2 separate regions of the Homo sapiens genome follow, and region 1 is linked to region 2. The links are chromatin loops, found by intact Hi-C in ENCODE. Cell type or tissue: IMR-90. All regions are shown on one strand. Each heading gives the region's core, and the rest is flanking DNA. Links, peaks and the distances in the headings are about the cores only. Region 1 holds the start of LOC107984235 (a long non-coding RNA gene). Region 2 has its middle 26 kb from the start of FAM13C.

Region 1 (5,387 bases), core at 1-5,000, 150 kb after region 2:
GAGTTGAACAATGAGAACACACGGACACAGGGAGGGGAACATCACACACCGGGACCTGTTGGGGGGTGGGGAGTGGGGGAGGGATAGCATTAGGAGAAATAACTAATAATGTAAATGACAAGTTGATGGGTGCAGCAAACCAACATGGCACATGTATACCTATGTAACAAACCTGCACGTTGTGCACATGTACCCTAGAACTTAAAGTATAATAATAAAAAAAGGAAATCATGGTTTATTCACTTAGATTGGTCATTATGTATTAAAGCTGAAGAAATTTATATAAAATATACCCTGGAGCTGGTGAGAGTGTAGTTGGAGAGGTGGTGAGGACAGATGGGTACACAGATGATTGAGAGAGAAGGGGCCAGGGGATACAACAGAGAGGGCGAGAAAGAGAGAGGAAAAAAAGCAGAAAGGAAGAAAGAAAATGGGCAAATCACTAAAAACCTGAGCTTAAGGAGAAGAATCATGTTATACTCTGAGCCCACAGACACACACACACACACATACACACACACACAAATACACACACACACACGCACAAACACAAAAGATGCTCTCATGTCTGAGAGGTTTCAACTGTCGATGGAAGGCTTCCTCACTCATGCAGTTTGGGTGACTGGTGGTTCTTCCCCACCATTTCCTGGAAGCCAGACTTCACAAATAAGGCTAAGATCAAAGGAACTCAAGCTTTCACCCTTTATACTTTAGTGGCTTAGAAATGAGTACGCTTTCACCTATCATGTACCTCTCCCTGTCATCAGTCGCTTTCTTTCAGGAATGATGGCACTCTACTTCCTTCTAGAATATAAGCTCCTTAGGAGCAGGGTCATGTCATTTGCAACTCTGCATCCATACTGGTGCTAGCACATAGCAGGCTCTCCATTGACTTATTTAGTAATTTATTCTACAAAAGTTGAACATGCCTACAATGTGCCTGGCCTTCTTCTAAGCCCCGGGTGCAGGACTGTGAGCAGTCACCGCCCTCATGCAGTGCATGACCAGTGGAAGCATGTGTCAGGTTGGTGCTACCTGTTTCCTCCCTCCCTGACACAGAATCCAACTGGGCTTCAGGACATAATTACAACACTTCAAAAATAGATTTAAGAAACTGTCCACTACATACTCACTAGGATGGCTATAAGAAAAAAAGATAGATGATAACAAGCGGGGAATATGTGGAAAAATTGGAACCCCCATACATCGCTGGTGGGAATGTCCAGTGGTACAGCCATTTTGGAAAATAGTCTAGCAATTTTTCAAAAGGTTAAAGATAGAATTACCAATGGCACAGCAATTCTACTCCTAGATGTATACCCAAGGAAAATGAAAACATATGTTCACAGAAAAACTTATACATGAATGTTCATAGCAGAATTAGTCCTAATAGCCAAAAATGAAAACAACCAAAATCTCCATTCATAGGTGAATGGATAAATAAAATGTGGTATACCTGTACAATGGAATATTACACAACCACAAAAATGAATGAAGTAGTGATACATGCTACAATATGAATAAACTGTAAAAATATTATGCTAATGAAAAGAAGTTAGTCACACAGGACCACATATTGTATAATTTCATTTATATGAAACTCCCAGAATAGGCAAAGCAATTGAAACAGAAAGGAAATTAGTGATCGCCTAAGCCTTGGGATAAGTTGGGGAAATAGGGGGTGGTGATAGCTAAGGAGAATGGGACTTCTTTCTAGGGTAATGAAAATGTTCTAAAATTGATTATGGTGATGATGATTACACAAGTCTGTAAATATACTAAAAAACATTTAATTGTATGAATTATATTATCTGCAAATATATCTCAATAAAGCTGTTTTAATAATAGAAAAACTTGTTCAATGAATAAAATATTAGTCTTTGGTTTGAAGGTTGGGTGTTTGGAGTTAGCAGGAAACCTTCTACATGAAGTTTGACAATGATTTTGAGAATCTAAAGCTCCTTTCAACACAACTCAATGGTGTTAGCAAGAGAGTAATTCAATTCATCATAGATTTTTAACGTTTTTAAAAAACTGATAATTGGCATCCCATGACAATAAACTGTCTTTTTTTTTTAATGGCAGAGGCATTAGAAAAAGTCACCAGCTCTTTTTTCAGTAGAAATACAATATCCAAAGTTGCACAGCTGGAGTACATCAATAGACTGAACGTTTTTGCTTCCCTGACAACTGTTAGCAACAATGAGTCAGACAGGAAACAGCTAGCCCTGTCTTTCTGTCCAGCTGGAATACACTCATTAAATAATAGATGACAACAGAAGTAATGTTAGCAATATTTCAGTATAAACCTTAAAGTAAAATAGTAATTTAAAAATCTGTAGTGGATAATGCAATATGTATATTACAGAATAGTGTGTTGGGAGCATATTTGTTTCTACAACAAAAATGCCAATGAAAACATGGGTTTTATCATTTGCAGCATTCTAAAGTTAGTCCATTAGCTGAGTTATGACACTGAAGGTTAGACTAGCTCGGAAGGGAATTGGCCATTTATTTGTGTCCCGACCACAGGCAATCTGCCCTTCCTAGATGATGGGAGAGGAAGAAGCTGTGGCCTGTGGCCTCAAGGGGTCTCATTTCAGTGCCTGGTGTGGCTGCAGCTTTTCAGCCTGCTGGGAGGGATGGTGTTTCATACCCAGGGGCAGGTCAGCCTGAGGAACGCTGTGTGCCCTCACCACATACACTATCCCATTGCAGCAAACCCTTGTAATGTTTACTTTATAGTTTTGTTGATATGATCTCAACACCATTTCCATGTTTTATTCTGACAGGGCCTTGCCCTGGGTTCAGTGTCTGTGTCTGTTGATTTAGACACTTCCATGGTATGCAGAGATCACAAAACTCTCTTTTCTAAAACTAAGGCTGGCTACAACACTAGGTAAACTGGTTCAAATGGCACTCTTTGTTTACATTCAAAATGGGCTTTTGAATGTCAACAAAGAAGTCCTCTCGGGTGGCAATGCTGCACATTTGGCATTATTTCTTTATTTTCTACTATTAGTTCTAAGGAATAAAATCTTGTCCTTGCCACAATCCCATGCAAATAATAGCAGAGAGCCTTATTAGTAATGGAAAGTCAGGATTGATACACCTGGTTGAGATACATTTTGACACAGATCAAAGTCCTCCCTGAGCACTCAGTCAGCTGTATGCTCAAGGGCAAGGCTTTCATCCTCTCTGTTCCTATAAAATGAAGGGATTAAATTACATGCTTTCTAAGGTCCTTGCTGCCTCTAAGGTATTTTTCCTTTAACTCAGCTAGAAATGGCCTCTGTAGAACCCAATCAACTCTGTTTCTCATTAATATGCAAAATTATTATTATGTGAGAAATTGGCTCTTGGTTACTCATTCAAGAGAAATAATCAGAATTCATAGCAAATGGCACTTATCTTATTGCATTTAGGATTTTGGCTTTAATTTGAGACTCCCTTCCCGAAATGCAAAATGAAAGAATTTAAAACAAGCAACAGCTAAAAGATTCCTGGCCAAGAAATTGCTTCGGCAGCATCTTGATTTCTCAACTCATTTTTTTAGACCTTTCTCTGCAGTTGTGTTCTGGCAAATCTGATGGAATCAATATGTCCTTTATGGCCAAACTGTTTTCTGGCTTCATCTAATCATCTGTTCTAGAAAAAGCCATTAAGTCGGTAAAAAGAAGTTGGGGAAAGTTTTACTGCAGAGAATGAGGTGTTTTTTTTTTTTCCAATACAAAACACTGACCCAAGAGGAAAAGTGCGCATGTAGGAGTTTCAGAAATCAAAGTCAAGATCAGTCTTAACCATGAGCAGAGTTAACTGTGGCCCTGTCATGTGTTGGTCTAGTGAAGACTACGACAATAAACTTTTTTCCTCCCTGACTTTCACTCAAAACCTCAGAATACAATAGGAAATATCTCCTTTAGATCAGCAAACATCCCATTTTAAAATATACATTTTCTGGTGAGGTGTCAGAGAGGAAGATGAGCACGCAGGTGAGGAGTTCAGGGCACTGCCGGGAGTGGTGAGATTGCAGTGCTGGGCTTTTGGAAAAATCCCCCAAGAACATCAAACAGCAAAAAAGAAAATATCTCCTGAGACAAATCTCCTCACATTTTGGGTTTCATTTCTTCCTCAATAATCTTGATATTTGTTTTTCATTCCAAACCATCTCATATACTTGTAGGAGAAAGGCAAAGTATGAAATTGAACTATTAACTAGGGCTGGGTGCTGGCTGAAGCAAAAAGATGGCTGCTCTTTCTTAAAGTTGAAAGGAAAAGCCTTTGCCCTTTCTTATTTGAAAAGATTCTGTAGTTGTAAAAGCCTTTTGAGGCCCAAACTTTGAAGAGACAAATTCTGTGTTTTGTTTTGTTTTGTTTTCCTAGCAGATGTGCCTCTAAACAAACCAAAACAACAACCCCTCTTCTTGAGTGGTGGTACCATCTTTCCAGATTCTGCCTTTAAAAAACTTAGACGATAAGCAGAGTAGTAGGAGGCTCAGTCCTTTGATTGTGCTGTATTACAGGCACACCACACAGCTCGGGGCTGTTCTGGGCACAGAGAAGCTCCACTTACCCTGATTCTGCAGAGTGAGGAGGAGTGGCAGCAGCACTGGTTTTCTCCCCTTTCAGAGACGCTTCACTCGCGGAAGTCAGTGCTCAAGCACGCTAACCAGACAGACAGAAAACCTTGGCTGGGTTGTATCCAGCCACTGTAACCCAGGCCCAACCCCTGCAACGTCATCGTTCGCCTCAGCAAGGGGCAGCTTTGGTTCGGAGGAGAGTCAGTAACAGAAACTACAGAAATGGAGCCGATCGACAGCCAGGCCCTTGAGGGATGCTGAGCTGAAGCTACCTAGGATGCTGTAGGCTTCTAGTATGAGACCCTCAGATCTATCGCTGGTACAGAGCCCGTGCGTGAAGACATAATTTGTGTTCTCATCAACTCACCATCTCCATGAAGCCTCCCCAGACCCCTGAAACCCACGTCGATCTCATCATGACTGCCTCCCTTCAACTTTCAGCGCTTTCAGTGTTCATCTCGCCTACTGATGCCAGTTGTTTAGTGTGGCTCACTCAAGGACTTTGAGGGAAAACATCCTGAGCTAGTTTGGGGCCTCGTAGGAAAGAGTCCCATGACGCCATGGCTGAGTAGGGATGTCCACCATGAGCGGACAGGAAGCAGAGCAGTGATATTCCAGCCACATTTCCTGGCAGTGTGCCGATGACATTCTCACTTACCTTAGTTCCCAGTGGGGAGATGAAGTCCTTCAGCTCTAAGGCCATGTATTCTGCCTCTCTTGTACTCTCCCCCAGCGCCCAGCACAGTGCTAGAAACATTTATTTACTTGTTTTGAATTGTCATTGCAAACTTTCAGCAATTCTAGAAT
Region 2 (5,373 bases), core at 1-5,000:
GGAAAATACAAATACACACAAATACACACTGAGATTAAAATATACCAAAAGGTTAAATATAGTACAGCAATAGATAATGTTAGTTTTAACTTTCTTCTTACAATTTTATATATTTGCTATGTTTTTGCAATAAATATGTCTATATACTCAGTATAGTATGTTATTTGAATAAAAAATAAGATAGAAAATTAGATAAATGGTTAGCTCTATGTAATAGTTTAGAAGCAAACTCAGTGTCTAAGAATTTAGCACTCAAGCTCGCCTGCTTATGGACTTTCTATTTAGAAATCTAGATAAAGAAAAAGAACTCTTATCTTTGCCTACCACCAACAGATGGTAATACCTTTACTGGTCCCTTCGGACTTGAGAACAAATGGACTTACACACTATCTTCAGGACGAATCTATTTGTAAGTAGAGGAGTCTCCACACATAGTAAAAGAAGTGCTGCAAATATATGGGAAGTTCTTTTTAAAGAGTACTGATTTTTATGAACAAAAATATTAATCACAGCATTAAAAGTAATGGCAAAAACCGAAATTACTGTTGCTCCAACCTAATAGCAAAAATTTGTAATTCACCTAAAAAATAAGGTAATAATGAAATAGAAATCAATATTATGTATACTCCATCTATTATGAATTATTTTATAGCCATCAATTATATTTTCAATGAATTCTAATGACTTTGGGAAATTATCTCGCTCTCACATCATTTTGAAAAGCTAGGATGCAGAATTATATATATATGCAGAACCTCAACTATATAAATGTATATAGAAAAGAAACTCACAGCTAACAGGATTTCTGTATAGGAGAGTTATGGAGTAAATTTTAATTTATATCACTATTTCCTTTACATTCTATGATTTTTTCAATGAGTATTTATTAGAAGGAAAAATAAAAATCTTTCTTTCTCCTTTTCTCTGTCACCCCCAACCCCACATGTAAACATACAGTCCTGAAGAGAGAAATACAAGGTTTGAATCAAAATAGACTTAAAATAGGAATGAACAACATGCTGATAATCAATCAACCCTAGAGTGAGTCAAATTAAATTATTCTGCTATAAACATTCAAAACCTAACCTTGGTATTTACCTGCACAAAGGAGTCAGAGCCCAGAGCTTGGGGCTAGATGGCAGATAAAAATCGTCATCACCCCAGGCCAATAGAATTGCTTACCCATCTCATATATATTCTTGTCTTTTTTTTTTCTCACAAATAACTGCTCTTATTAAGGTGCAGATTTCTCCAAACAGCAATATTTGGAGCTCCTGTACAGAAAGAAAAAAAAAAGACAGTGAAAAATTTATCTTGAAATTCATGGTAAAAGGAGGATTGGAACCGATGAATCACAATTATTTATGGTTCCTACTTTACCAAGCACTTTGTACCTACATTGGCTGACAACAACAATGTGAGATATGTAGGACACACAGTATTTACTTTTACTTCACAAATGCCCTTAGTTTTTCTGAGCACTCACACCGCTTCTAAGTGGCAGGGCCTGACTTGAAATCTAGTGTCTGAATCCAATCCCATTCACCTTTCACTAAAGTTACTCCTCAAAAACAGACTTAGAGCCTCCAACTAGAAATATATTTATCTTATTCATCTTTAAAAAAGACACTGTATCATGTACAACATCTCCAGGAGTCTTAAAAAATTATAACAGTGTTATGGGTTTGCTTCTAATACTGAGCACCAATGTAGAATGTTGATACTATGATGAAGCACAATTTTGGGAAAGCAGATGTATAGGAGAGTGAATGGGCTGCATATCCATTAGGCAATTTTCTTCTTACCGAATGTCTCTGAGTCTTGAGTTACATTAAGCTCAGGAGTCATGCTTCCTGCCTTAAGGAACACTTTAAGTTGTGAATGACAGAGACCCAATTTAAGCTAGCCTGGGCTAAAAGGAATTAATAGGCTTATTATCAAATTACTGAAGGAGAGACATGCAGTTGGGCCACAAAAACAACTAGAACCAAGGCCCTGACCACAGCCAGGAATCTCTCCTTCTCTCTCTGTGTTATTTCTGCTTCTCTTGGAATTTTAGCTTCATTCTCCCAGACTGGCTTCTTGTGCCTTGCTCGAGTCCTCACCACTGGCAACTCTAAAATGACGTCTTCAACTTCCCCTGTGCCCTCTTCCTTTTTGTCTCAATTTGAAAAATCTTCAAGAGGGACTCTGATTGGCTCAGTTTGAGTCAGGGCCACACTGTGGTCAGGGGAAGAGGGCATTATACAATGAAATGCCCACAAGAAAAACTTGGCTGGAGTAAGGAATGTGTATTAGTCAGCTCAGGCTGACATAAAATACCACAGACTGGGTGGTTTGAACAGAAATTTCTCATGTTTTGAAGGCTAGCAGTCCCCAGTTCAGTGTCTGGGGAGGGTTCTCCTCCTGGCCTGCAGATGGTCACTTCCTTGCTGTGTCCTCACGTAGCCTTTCCTTGTTGCCTTTGTGGAGAGAGAGAGAGAGAGAGAGAGAGAGAGAGAAAGAGAGAGTGAGCAAGCTCTCTTGTACCTCTTATTAGAAGGACACTAATCCTATTAGATCAGGAGTGACCTTTATGACCTCAGCTAACCTTAATTACTTCCTTACAGCCCTCATCGCTGAATACAGCTACATTGGAGATTAAGGCTTCAACATATGAATTTGGTGGCTGGGGACATCAACAGTCAGTACATAACAGGGTGGGTCAGTGATTTTCTAAGGAAGACAACTGCTGCTACCAGAAAAGGGAAGCAGGGCTTGAATGACGAAGCAATAAATGGCCTAAGTACTTGCTGTCAAGCCCTGGACTATAGTCACTCAAAATTTCTTGTTAGATGTGGAAATGTAGATGTTAACAACTGACAGAGATGCAGTGGGGCTAATATTCTCTTATGAAAGACATGGAGACTGACAAGAATGCATCACTCTTGCCTCTGAGCTGAAAGAAGACCTTTGCACCAGCAGGTGGCCCCTCAACAGGTTGTTTGGGTTCTTATTTAGTACACACATGAAAAAGTAAGTTGAGCCTCTGCTCCATACCACCAATTAATAGCGAAAATAGTTTTATACTGGAAAACCTGTAAAGCATCAGATGTCCACCAGTGCCATTAAAATTATAACTGTCAGGAAAGCCAGATAATATTTAAACTGTGCACTCTGATCTACCCTCCAAAATCGATCCATTGCAAAATATGATACGACGTAATTGGTTAAGTTAAAACTTGCCGTATACAAGTATTGGTTACAACACAATTAAATGTTAGGGCAAATCTCATTCTTCCGGAATAGTATCTTCGATATTAAAATGTTGTTTGCATGTGTGTGGCAGGGTCTTGCTCTGTCTCCAAGGCTGGAGGGCAGTGGCACAATCATAGCTCACTGTAACCTCAAACTCCTGGGTATAAGAGATCTTCCTGCCCCAGCTCCCAAGTAGCGAGGCCTACAGGCATGGGCCACCACACCCAGCTAATTTTTAATTTTTTTGTGGAGACTGGGTCCCACTCTATTGCCCAGGCTGGTCTCAAACTCCTGGCCTCAAGCAATCCTCCCACCTCAGCCTCCCAAAGCACTGGCATTATAGTATGAGCCACTGTGCCCAGCCTTGATATTGAAATATTTGATCTGAATCTCTTCTTTTTTGGCAGTAATTACAGGCCTGGTTTGGTTATCCATCGAGGGCACTGCTGATTCATGATAATAAAATCATGACATCTCCATATAAAAAATGTTTATTCTTCTACATGCTATTGAAAGGAGGTGCATCTCTATCTCAACCAAAATAGCTTCAAATCAGGGAGCTTTGAATTAAAAGGAAAATGGACAGAACACACTCCTGAGATGAAAATTGCTATGTGATTAATCAAAATAACATAATGATCAACTCTCACACTTGCAATCATTTTAAGTCTGTACATGTATCAGAAACAAAGAGTTTATTTTAAGCTCATCAACTGAGCCCACAACTGATATCTGTGCCTAGAATCAAAGGCTGAGGAAAAGTGGATAAAAGCACTGAGCTTGCTTCAGTTAGTCCTGAAAGCATTCTCCTCCAGGTGATGATGAGTAAAACAGCATTTATTTGCTCTTTAATTTGGCTCCCAGCCCCCAAAACCCAGAGTTGCAATCAGGAAAGAAGCACATATTTTACATGAATAAGGTAAAATAAATGTGTAATAATAAGGTAATAGATATTACTTTTTAAAGAATAAAGGATGTCCTTTCAAGCAATGAAACATTTTTACTTTAAAGCTTGAGTAATATATATGTTCTTTATAAAGAAAAAAAATGCAGGGTTCTCTTGGGTGTGAGTTATACACAAGCTCACTCTGCATCCACATTTTAATACTAAGCTGTGTAGGCTATTACAGCCTTCCTGGACTTAATCCCTCAAAATGTTCATAGTGATGGAAGAAGCACTTCTATCTTGTGTGTTTGTGTGTGTATCTCTGTGTGTGCATGCTCATGTGCACATGTGTGCATGTGAATATTACATAGCACAGCTTACTCCAAATAAATCCTCAAAATATTCCCACTGAATCTCCAGTGTTTCTATTCTTTACTATCCCCCATATGGTTGAAGAATCCAAAAGTCATAACCAATTCTCAAATATTTTCTTTGAAAACCTACATCCTGGAGGTTGGTTCCCCATCCTGTTTTTATCTGACTCTACTATTTCTTGATATTTCAGTATAAATTTCCAATTTAATATCCCGCCACAAGGACATTAACACAATTGCCAATATACGAGCTGAGCTGTCTTGGAAATGCTCGGTTTTCAGGATGCCATTCAGATAATCCAGACAGTGCTTATATTGGAGGTTTGTTTAATTTTATTTTTAAAAAATTTTAATTGAAATCAGTACAAAGTACTCAAAATTCTCACAGAAAATATATGGACTTTATAGATTATGTTTCTGGACATAGTTTGAAAAACACTGAAATAACCACATTCTGGGTCTAGCCAAATGGGATTCTGCCATTACTTTGATAAAGGTGAACTCATTGGAAAGAAATCTTCCTAAGATGTTTCATCTGGACTGTAAGATTTTCTGTTTGTTTGCTCGTTTGGTCAGCTGTGCAACTAAATAGCTGATTAGCATCTTTAGATACTCAGTGTTTGGACTGTTGAGTTTGATTTCTAAAACTAAACAGTCTGAACCCCTCCTGCCAAGAAGCCATCAAGATCTTAGCTTCATACATCTGGTACCTGCTTCTCATAGGCTGCCCTTATGGCCAAGCATTTTATCCAAACTCAGTTATTCCTACATCAATTTATTAAACCTGAGGGTTTTTATAAGGTGATAAGGAATTTATAATAATATTTAAATTTGACTTAAGCAAAAGGTTTGGATAGTCTTTTCATGTTCTCATTT

What was found. Peaks named below come from ENCODE experiments on the same cell type or tissue, not always from the same donor. Only the 100,000 strongest peaks of a DNase experiment are listed, where the experiment ranks them.
Region 1: a loop joins it to region 2, with 2.7 times the contacts of the local background. A loop is called at or near these places in 1 of 110 quality-filtered maps.

What each region holds. Positions count from the first base shown.
Region 1 is chr10:59,534,141-59,539,527 of GRCh38, forward strand. It overlaps LOC107984235 (a long non-coding RNA gene), which reads right to left and starts at 4,657. Exons shown (of 3, transcript XR_001747457.1): 1 at 4,574-4,657. In IMR-90, for the core only: no CTCF peak of the experiment used is centred there; a DNase peak (open chromatin) is centred at 2,201; H3K27ac peaks cover 560 bases.
Region 2 is chr10:59,385,816-59,391,188 of GRCh38, forward strand. No RefSeq gene overlaps it. Among named protein-coding and RNA genes, the nearest start is that of FAM13C, 26 kb to the left of the region's middle. In IMR-90, for the core only: no CTCF peak of the experiment used is centred there; a DNase peak (open chromatin) is centred at 2,246; H3K27ac peaks cover 793 bases.